Linked DNA regions of Homo sapiens: regions 1 and 2 are each linked to region 3. The links are chromatin contacts, found by Hi-C or POLR2A ChIA-PET in ENCODE. All regions are on one chromosome and are shown on one strand. Each heading gives the region's core, a stretch centred on a gene start or an enhancer-like site at or near the end of the contact. The rest is flanking DNA. Distances are from core to core; before and after follow the strand shown.

Region 1 (2,840 bases), core at 171-2,670, 320 kb after region 3:
ACTCTGAGCTGGTACAGCCCAAGACCCATCATAGTGGGAACTCAGCATAGTGATTAAGCACACCAGCTCTGGACCCATACTGCCCGGGCTCAATCCGGGCTCTGCCACTTGCCAGCTGGGTAACTCTGGGCAAGTTGCTTAAGCCCTTTATGCACATTTCTTCATCTGTGAAATGGGACTAATAACAGCAACAGCAACCTACTTCACAGCGATGTTGAGAAGTCCTCCCAGTAGAGCTATGTCCCTTTTACCTCAGCCTGACCACCCCAAGGCCTCCTACCCTGGTGCTAACACTGAAATTCAATGTGCCACCCAACCATGAGTAGGGCAGGGTCAGGCAGCCGCACACCGTATGACCCAACAAAAAATGAACAGGTGAGAGCAGCCAGCAGAGGACCGGAGGAGAGTGGCCAGACTGAGGCCATGTCTGTCCCATCTGGGACACACATCTCAGGCCATTTCAGCGTGGTGACCAGGTATCAGGCAAGTTTCTCATTGTAGTTTGGTTTTCCATGTAATCCCATCTGGAGCTAATCGCAAACATAATGTCTAGGTCCTCTTGACAGTTCTCTCACTGTGAATCTGCATTTTGCTTTGTCACACAGCCTTGATTTGGTTATTATGTAGACAAGGTCAATTTTCTGGACATGATACAGGTGAAAAGTAGTCCCTGGAGTGTGGTGCTTTCGCCAATGTAACTCCATCATTGTGCAGGCAGGCACTTAGTCACCATGTATCTGAGTGTCGCGGCTTTTGTAGCTGGGTGAGCAGGAGGGAATGGAGGGAAGAACGAGTTTTAACGCTCCCGTTCACCGAGCTGCGAGCGGCGGGAACATTTGTCCCTGTAACACCCCCTTGGGGCTCCGCGGTTGCTGGCATCTCCGAGTTTTCGGGCGCCACCATGTTCCCCTTGTCTATACGTTAGCACCCAGTGCGGAAGCCGCCTGTGCCGTGCGCTGAGCGCGGGGCCGCCACGAGTGCGGGATCCGGGTCAGCGGAGCGCAGCCTGCCCGGCCAAGTGGGCGGAGCGAGACGGTGGGCCGAGCGAGGCCCCGGACAGAGGTCAAGGCGGCGGGCTGGCGAAGCGGCAGGAAGGAACCCTGTAACCCTCCCTCCCGCTCGCCGAGCAACAGGTGAGAAAAAAGCCGCTGGACAACATTTCCAGCCACAACATGAGCACCTAGTGATGCCAAGCACTGAGCTGGGCCCTGGGGAGGCGATCTCTAAAGAGATCATAGACAGGAAGCCGACAAGTCAGTCCCACTCACAAAGCAACATTTCAGCCAGACCTTCAACTTCTAGTACTGGCCAGTCTCCACCCTCAGCCTGGCAGCCAGGAAGCAGCCAGGCCTGCCCCTCTGAGTGTAACCGTGCTCCTGGCATGGCGCTGCAGCCCTGATTGTCAGGAATGCCCAGAAGACCAGGCAGGAAGGGCCCTGGCACCTCCGAGCCTGGCATACTCCCCCAAGGTCTGTATCAGGCCTGTGAGAATTGGCAGCTTGGCCCGAGGTACCACTCTGTCTTCAGTCCCTCCGTGAACAAGAACCAAGGACACAAGGAAGCACAGGCTGGGGGACGAGCAAAGCCCTGTCCCCCTTTCCCTCCTGCTTATTTGAACATATCTCTTGTAAGTGTGAACTCTGAACCACAATCTGTTTCATCAGTTCTGATATGCACTTATTTTCACATCTCTCAAGTTGGTTTGCATCCTAATTGATGGTATCAGAATTGTGTCGTTTCACTGGCAGCATTTTTTTCTTGGTACAAAAATAATGCATCTTACAGGCAATTTGGATTTGTTGAAGTATGATAGAGTAGTAGCTAGAGGAGGTAAGGCTACAATATCAAATATCAAATGATGCAAGTAAGATTCCACTTAGGTACAAGTATAGTAATTTCGTGGGGGTAAAAAAAAAAAAACATGGGGAGTCAAAAGACATGGGCTCTAGTCCCAGGTAGGCCACATTTGCGGTGTGACCGGTGGAAACACCACTTACGCTCTCTGCATACCTGTCTCATTTGTAAAATGGTGATGATAATCCCTGCCCTTTCCTTTCTGGGTTATATGGTCAAACGGCCATAAAGTGGCCAGATTTTAGTGGTTTAGAGTGGATTAGAGTGGACAGATTTTAGTGGTCTGCCTTAAGTTTTAAGTTTTATAATGAAATTCCAGTCAGTCATATGTCTCAAAATCGGTGAGTCTGAATGTCCTGCATGCATTAATGTCTATTAAGCTATCTCCAGGGGCCCAGCAGAGCATCATTTCCTTCATCTCCACTACAGCCCTCTCAGGTGGTGGAGCAGCCCCACTGTAGACGGGAGGAAAATGAGGCTCAGGAAGGTAAGCCCCTTGCCCCAAGTCACACTACCAGCAACTGGCAGGGTGAGCCAGGATTCAAACCAGAGTCCCTCAGACTGCAGAGCCAGCCCTTGAGAACCAGTAAATCTACTGGGGAATGTCCTTCCCATCCCCGGATATAGACCTTTCCTACCTGGTGAGACCACCTTCACCTCGGTGCTGCGGCTGACTGCCTGGCTCCCCTGGTAGGCACTGCACGTGTAGGAGCCCTCATCCCTGGCCCGCAAGTTGTAAATGAGCAGCGTGCCATCTGGGGACTGGTGGACACGGTGGCCATCAGCCTGCACAGGTAGCCCGTTCCTGGAGGAGAGAGGACACTGGGAGAGCCATCAAGGGCCTCTGGAGGTCTGGGAGACAGAGGGAAGAGGTAATCAAAGGCCATTCCAGAGCCAACCGTTCCCACCCCTTGAGAGCAAACAGGTGGAGGACAGGGAGAAATCAAGAATGACCAAGGTTTCTAGGTTGGGTTACTGGGTGATGA
Region 2 (2,952 bases), core at 426-2,925, 260 kb before region 3:
ACTAAAAATACAAAAATCAGCCCGGCGTGGTGGCGGGCGCCTGTAATCCCAGCTACTCTGGAGGCTGAGGCTGGGGAATCGCTTTAAACCGGGAGGTGGAGGTTGCAGTGAGCCGAGATCACGCCATTGCACTCCAGCATGGGCGACAAGAGCGAAACTCCATCTCAAAAAAAAAGAAAAAAGAGAAGAAAAAAGAGGTACAGAAAGAGAATAATTCGCCCAGAGTCGCCCAACTTGTAATAACGCTAGAACCCATACTCCAACACGGCACCTGCTATTTCCATCACATGAGCTTCCTAATACCTTTTAATACCCTTATTTCGTGCGATTATTCTGCCACTAGCAACCCTGTTGACCACGCCTTGTTATAAAACGTATCTTTCTGGGCCCAGAGCCGTGGCTCACACCTGTAATTCCAGCACTTTGGGAGGCTGAGGTGGGAGGCTCACTTGAGGCCAGGAATTCGAGACCAGTCTGGCCAACATGGGAAAACCCCGCTCTACTAAAAATACAAAAATTAAGCGTGGTGGTGGGCGCCTATAGTCCCAGCTACACAGGAGGCTGAAGCTGGAGAACTGCCTGAACCCAGGAGACTGAGGCTGCAGTGAGCCGAGATCCAGCCAGGACACTCCAGCCTGGGCAACAGAGCGAGACTTTGTCTCAAAAAACAAACAAACAAACCACGTGTCTTTCTGGATCTCTCTGCCAGTCTTCTCCTCCCCTTCCGGTTTTCTGGTCTCCCCCTTCCCCTCCCGAAGTCTTGCATGTGGAGATTCCTATCTTGCTCTTCCCTTTCTCAGTGACCTCCCTGAGCCCTGTGGCTCCTCCTACCAACCACTTTATATGGAAATTAATAATAATTTGCGTCTCTAGCCCAGAATTTCAAACTAACTGCCCAGCTCGTCAGCGCTAAGAGGATAAGGACTCGTCTGCTTTGTTCAATGATGTGAATCCAGGCCGGGCGCGATGGCTCACGCCTGTAATCCCAGCACTCTGAGAGGCCGAGGCAGGCAGATCACGAGGTCAGGAGATCAAGACCATCCTGGCTAACACGGTGAAATCTCGTCTCTACCAAAAATACAAAAAATTATCCGGGCGCAGTAGTAATCCCAGCTACTCGGGAGGCTGAGGCAGGAGAATCGCTTGAACCCGAGAGATGGAGGCTGCAGTGAGCCGAGATCGCGCCACTGCACTCCAACCTGGGCGACAGACAGAGCGAGACTCCGTCACACACACAAAAAAATGTGAGTCCAATCCCCTATGCCCGGCGCATGGTACGTGCTCAACAAATCTGTGTTAAATGAAAGTTTCAGAGGCACCTCAAACACAATTACGTCAAAACCTCAGGTTGCTTTCCCCCAGTAATTCAAAAAAAACCCCAAAACCTGCTTCTGTTTCTCGAGCATTCCCTATCTCAGTGTTGCGGGCAATAACGCCAGTGTCCCCGGTAGCTCCGGGAGGACGCCTAGAAGTCACCCTGGTTGAGAGTCTTCTTCCTCACCGCTGGGGCCCGAAGCAGCTTCGGGAGCCACAGTCGCGGGAGCCGCTCGCGCGTCACTGACCCTGTGGAGCCCGGGTGAACGAAATCTCGCGTGATTTGCCGGAAAGAGGCTGTACTGCACGACCCCAGCTCGCCCCCAGGCCTCGGCCCTCTGACCGCAGTACGCAGGCGCGCGACTAGGCCCGGCTCCGCGCCCCCTCCCCTCCCAGGGGCGGGGTTTGGAAGCTTAGGGATTGGAAGTTTAGGATTCCTGGGCGCCCCACGTTTCCGGGAGAAGCAAGGGAAATGCGGAACGTCAGGGGAGAGTTACTAGTCTGGGCAAAGTGCATTAATAACTTAACTGAGATTGGTTCCTTGTGGCCGCCCCTACTGCCTTGACCCAAAGAGCAAATCTTGCAGCCTTGACCAGTGAGTTCACATTTAGCAGTCCGTGAAGAAGTTTTATTAGTTTTGTGGATTTCTCCCTGAACCTCGATTGGGAAATTATAGTGAGACAGGGACCGTCAAGCCTACTCCTTGTTTTATAGATGGGGAAACTGAGTCTCGGAGAGCTGATGTGATTGGACCACCTACCTTTCAGCTGGTTAGGGGCAGTGCTGGGATAAAACCCCTCTCTCCGGACCCTAATCCAGGGCCCCTTTGCGCCTCTTTTATTTCACGAAGAATACCAAATTCCTCCAAGATTACCAGTGTGGGCTGATTTCTCAATTTCATTCATCGTTAGTCGTCTCCTTTTGTGCTGGACTGGGTTGAGAGAAGTGTATACCTAGGACAGCTTCGGATCCCCAGGGACTTCAAACCCTAAGAAAGATCATCTGAATTAGGCAGGTATAAGAATTGCTTGTATTCATGTGGGAGCTAATAGCTCAGCACAAGTCATGCATGGAGTAGCTGAAAGATGACTAGGTTGGTGAGCAAGGGAATAGTGATCAAACAGGTTGGAGTTCCTGGTAGCTTTATGTCTGAATATTTTTGCTTCTTTGGGAAAGCTTCAGGAAGGACTAGGAGAATTACACTACTTTGCAAACATTTTCAGACAGGAGCTAATCTCTTTTATCTGTCATGGACAGGTAGACAGACCTTCAATGCCTTTTGTAATGACTTAAACCAAATGATGAAAAATAAAATGCTCAAATAGACAAAAAGTAGTAGTATAAAATAAAGGTAATCTAGAACTTGATTTAAAAGAAACACTTTCAAAATAGAAAAGAAGCCCTGCAATATTAAATTAGTTTTGGGGCTGGACGCAGTGGCTCACGCCTGTAATCTCAGACCTTTGGGAGGCAGAGGCAGGTGGATTGCTTGAGTCAGGAGTTCGAGACCAGCCTGGGCAACGTGGTGAAACCGCATTTCTTCAAAAAATAAAAAATAAAATGAAATTAGCTAGGTGTGGTGGTGCTTGCTGGTAGTCTCTCAGCTGCTCAGTAGGCTGCAGCGAGCCTTGATCACAC
Region 3 (2,968 bases), core at 115-2,614:
GGGAGGAAAGAAAAAGAAATACCCAGAGATGGTTTTAGGTGAGAAAGGCAGTGGAGTCTGAAGTGTGACCTGTGATAAAGCAGCACATGAAGAAGTGGAGAAGAGACAGTGTGCCTAGAACACTAGAGAAGACGACATGGTAATAGCTTCATTCACTGTCATCATTCTGCCTTAGACAAGTCAGGCTGATGCCTGTAGAAATCTGTAGGGTAGTGATTAATAGCAAAGTGGATAATGTACCTGACGACCTGAACCTGTTTTTTCATCTGCAGAATAACAATACCAACTTCATTGGGATATTATAGAGACTAACTGATAGAATGCAAGTAAAAACCGTAGTACACAGCCTAACAAAAAATCCTTTTTTTTCTTTTTTCTTTTTTTGAGACGGAGTCTCGCTCTGTCACCCAGGCTGGAGTGCAGTGGTGCGATCTCGGCTCACTGCAACCTCCATCTCCCAGGTTCAAGCGATTCTCGTGCCTCAGCCTCCCGAGTGGCTGGGACTACAGGCGTGTGCCACCAGGCTGGACTAATTTTTGTATTTTCGGTAGAGTCAGCGTTTCACCATGCTGGCCAGTCTGGTCTCAAACTCCTGATCTCAAGTGATCCGCCCATCTCGGCCTCCCAAAGTGCTGGGATTACAGGCGTTAGTCACCACGCCCGGTACCAAACCCTCTATTTTGGTAGAGTGGCCACTGACATAGTCAATGTTAGCTTCTCTGATCTTGCTCCAAAACCAAACCAGTGCTAAATCAGCACTGGAAACAAACGGAGACTCAGGCCACTGACGCTCACACCACCCGCCAGCAGCCTGGCTCACCTGGCGGCAGGAAGAGCGTGGCGCGCACCCGGCCCGCTCGCACCGACTGGCGCCGCACCCCTGGCGGGAGGAAGTGGCGCTCGTGCTGCGCCTGGCACAGCAGCCGTCCAGGCTCGGGGTCGTGGCCGTCCAGCACCTCCAACTCCACGACAAAAGGAATCTGTACGTCCCGCTTCAGGAAGCGCCAAAAAGGCTTCTCGGGTTCCAGGGCCCAGAGCAGCCCCATGGGCTCGAGTCCCGCGAAGCTGCCGCCCAGCGCGGGTGCGCGCTCCAGGTCCAGCTCGCCGCGGGCGTCGGCGCAGTAGCGCGCGTGGGCCCGGAAGAGCGCGCCCTTCTCGTCGCGCAGGGACGCGCGCAGCGTAACCCGCTGCTCCGGGGCCAGGCCGCGCACGGCAATGCGCACCGGCTCGTTCCAGCAGCAGCGGCCTGGGGGCTCCAGGATCAGCGTTGCTGACATCTTGGAGCCGGAGCGGGGAATTCAAAGGTCGAGGCCCGAGACCCGTCCAAGATCGTGGCAAGCGCGCCGAATGTCCGGACGGCGTCCGGCGTCCCCTGGTGCCGGAAGCTGCCGGTGGCTGAGCAGTCCCAGAAAGCCCCTGGGACTTCAGACCGGTTAACCCGGCGCTCCGGACTCGTCTGAGGCAAAAGTAGCCAGGCTCCTCTTCAGGGTCGTCTCCTTGGGCCCCGGGGCGCGCAAGGTGTGGCGCCCAACCCACCCCGTAGAAAGCCTCTCTGCCTCACACCACCCTCGGTTGTTGGAATGAAAGTTGTTGGATGATCAATTTGTGGTGAAACCAAAAGCCAATGAGATCAAGCCAAATTCCAGCCTTTCATGGGCTCCATGGAAGGTTTTGTTTTTAACTTTTTTTTTTTTTGAAACAGAGTCTCCTCTGTCGCCCAGGCTGGAGTGCAGTGGCGCTTCGGCTCACTGCAATCTCCGCCTCCTGGGTTCAAGCGATTCTCCTGCCTCAGCCTCCCGAGTACCTGGGATTACAGGCGCGCGCCACCATGCCGCTAATTTTTGTATTTTTAGTAAAGAGGGAGTTACACCATGTTGGCCAGGCTGGTCTTGAACTCCTGACTTCAAGTGATCTTCCCGCCTTGGCCTCCCAAAGTGCTAGGGATTACAGGCGTGAGCCGCTGCGCCCGGCCTGCTTTTTTGTTGTATTTGAGACAGGGTCTCTCTCTGTCATCCAGGCTGCAAGGCGGTGGCTCGATCACAGGTCACTGCAGCCTCCACCTCCCAGGCTCAAGTGATCCTCCTGTCTCAGCCTTCGGAGTAGCTGTGACTACAGACAGCGCACCACCATGCCACGTTAATTTTTAAATGTTTATTTTTAGAGAGGAGGTGTCACCCTGTTTCCCAGGCTGGTCTCGAACTCCTGAGCACAAACTATCCTCCTGCCTCTGTAGTCCCAAAGTGCTAGTGATACGTGACAGCATGCTGGCTGCCCTCGCTCGCTGTCGGCGCCTCCTCGGCCTTGGCGCCCACTCTGGCCGCGCTTGAGGAGCCCTTCAGCCCGCCGCTGCACTGTGGGAGCCCCTTTCTGGGCTGGCCAAGGCCGGAGTCGGCTCCCTCAGCTTACTGGGAGGTGTGGAGGGAGAGGCGCGGGCGGGAACCGGGGCTGCCCGCGGGGCTTGCGGGCCAGCGCGAGTCCCGGGTGGGCGTGGGCTCGGCGGCCCCGCACTTGGAGCGGCCGGCCGGCCCGCAAGCCCCGGGCAGTGAGGGGCTTAGCACCTGGGGCAGCAGCTGCTGTGCTCGATTTCTCAGCGGGCCTTAGCTGCCTCCCCGCGGCGCAGGGCTCGGGACCTGCAGCCCGCCATGCCTGAGCCCCCGCCCCCGCCGTGAGCTTCTGCGCGGTCCGAGCCTCCTCAACGAGCTCCGCTCCCTGCTCCACTAACGCCCAGTCCCATCGACCGCCCAAGGGCTGAGAAGTGCGGGCGCACGGCGCGGGACTGGCAGGCAGCTCCACCTGCGAACCCCGTGCGGCATCCACTGGGTGAAGCCAGCTGGACTCCTGAGTCTGGTGGGGACTTGGAGAATCTTTATGTCTAGCTAAGGGATTGTAAACACACCAATCAGCACCCTGTGTCTAGCTCAGGGTTTGTGAATACACCAATCGGCACTCTGTATCTAGCTAATCTAGT

The links. A loop is a pair of places that touch in the nucleus more often than their neighbours do. ChIA-PET counts read pairs that join two places held with the same protein, here RNA polymerase II (POLR2A). Pooled maps may share reads with other maps.
Region 1: a pooled map shows a loop between it and region 3 (2.1-fold over the local background). The contact joins the enhancer-like site here to the promoter of ACOT4 in region 3. A Hi-C loop is called at or near these places in 1 of 50 pooled maps. POLR2A ChIA-PET finds 5 or more read pairs at or near these places in 3 of 52 experiments (AG04449, H1 and activated CD4-positive, alpha-beta T cell).
Region 2: a pooled map shows a loop between it and region 3 (5-fold over the local background). The contact joins the promoter of PTGR2 here to the promoter of ACOT4 in region 3. A Hi-C loop is called at or near these places in 2 of 50 pooled maps. POLR2A ChIA-PET finds 5 or more read pairs at or near these places in 5 of 52 experiments (BJ, CD4-positive, alpha-beta memory T cell, WTC11 and 2 more).

Annotation. Positions count from the first base shown.
Region 1 is chr14:73,268,376-73,271,215 of GRCh38, reverse strand. PAPLN (papilin, proteoglycan like sulfated glycoprotein) reads right to left here. Exons shown (of 27, transcript NM_001365906.3): 26 at 2,493-2,659. Among named protein-coding and RNA genes, the nearest start is that of PAPLN-AS1, 24 kb to the right of the region's middle. Within about 2 kb of position 1,420, at least 19 of the 41 ENCODE cell types and tissues checked have a DNase peak (open chromatin) inside an H3K27ac peak, as active enhancers do.
Region 2 is chr14:73,850,554-73,853,505 of GRCh38, reverse strand. PTGR2 (prostaglandin reductase 2) reads right to left here and starts at 1,675. Exons shown (of 10, transcript NM_001146154.2): 1 at 1,563-1,675. RefSeq lists an enhancer at 1,880-1,929 and a silencer at 1,539-1,941.
Region 3 is chr14:73,590,269-73,593,236 of GRCh38, reverse strand. ACOT4 (acyl-CoA thioesterase 4) reads right to left here and starts at 1,364. Exons shown (of 3, transcript NM_152331.4): 1 at 821-1,364. The coding sequence starts at 1,277. It also overlaps a transcript of HEATR4 not described here. RefSeq lists a silencer at 750-819 and an enhancer at 631-1,130.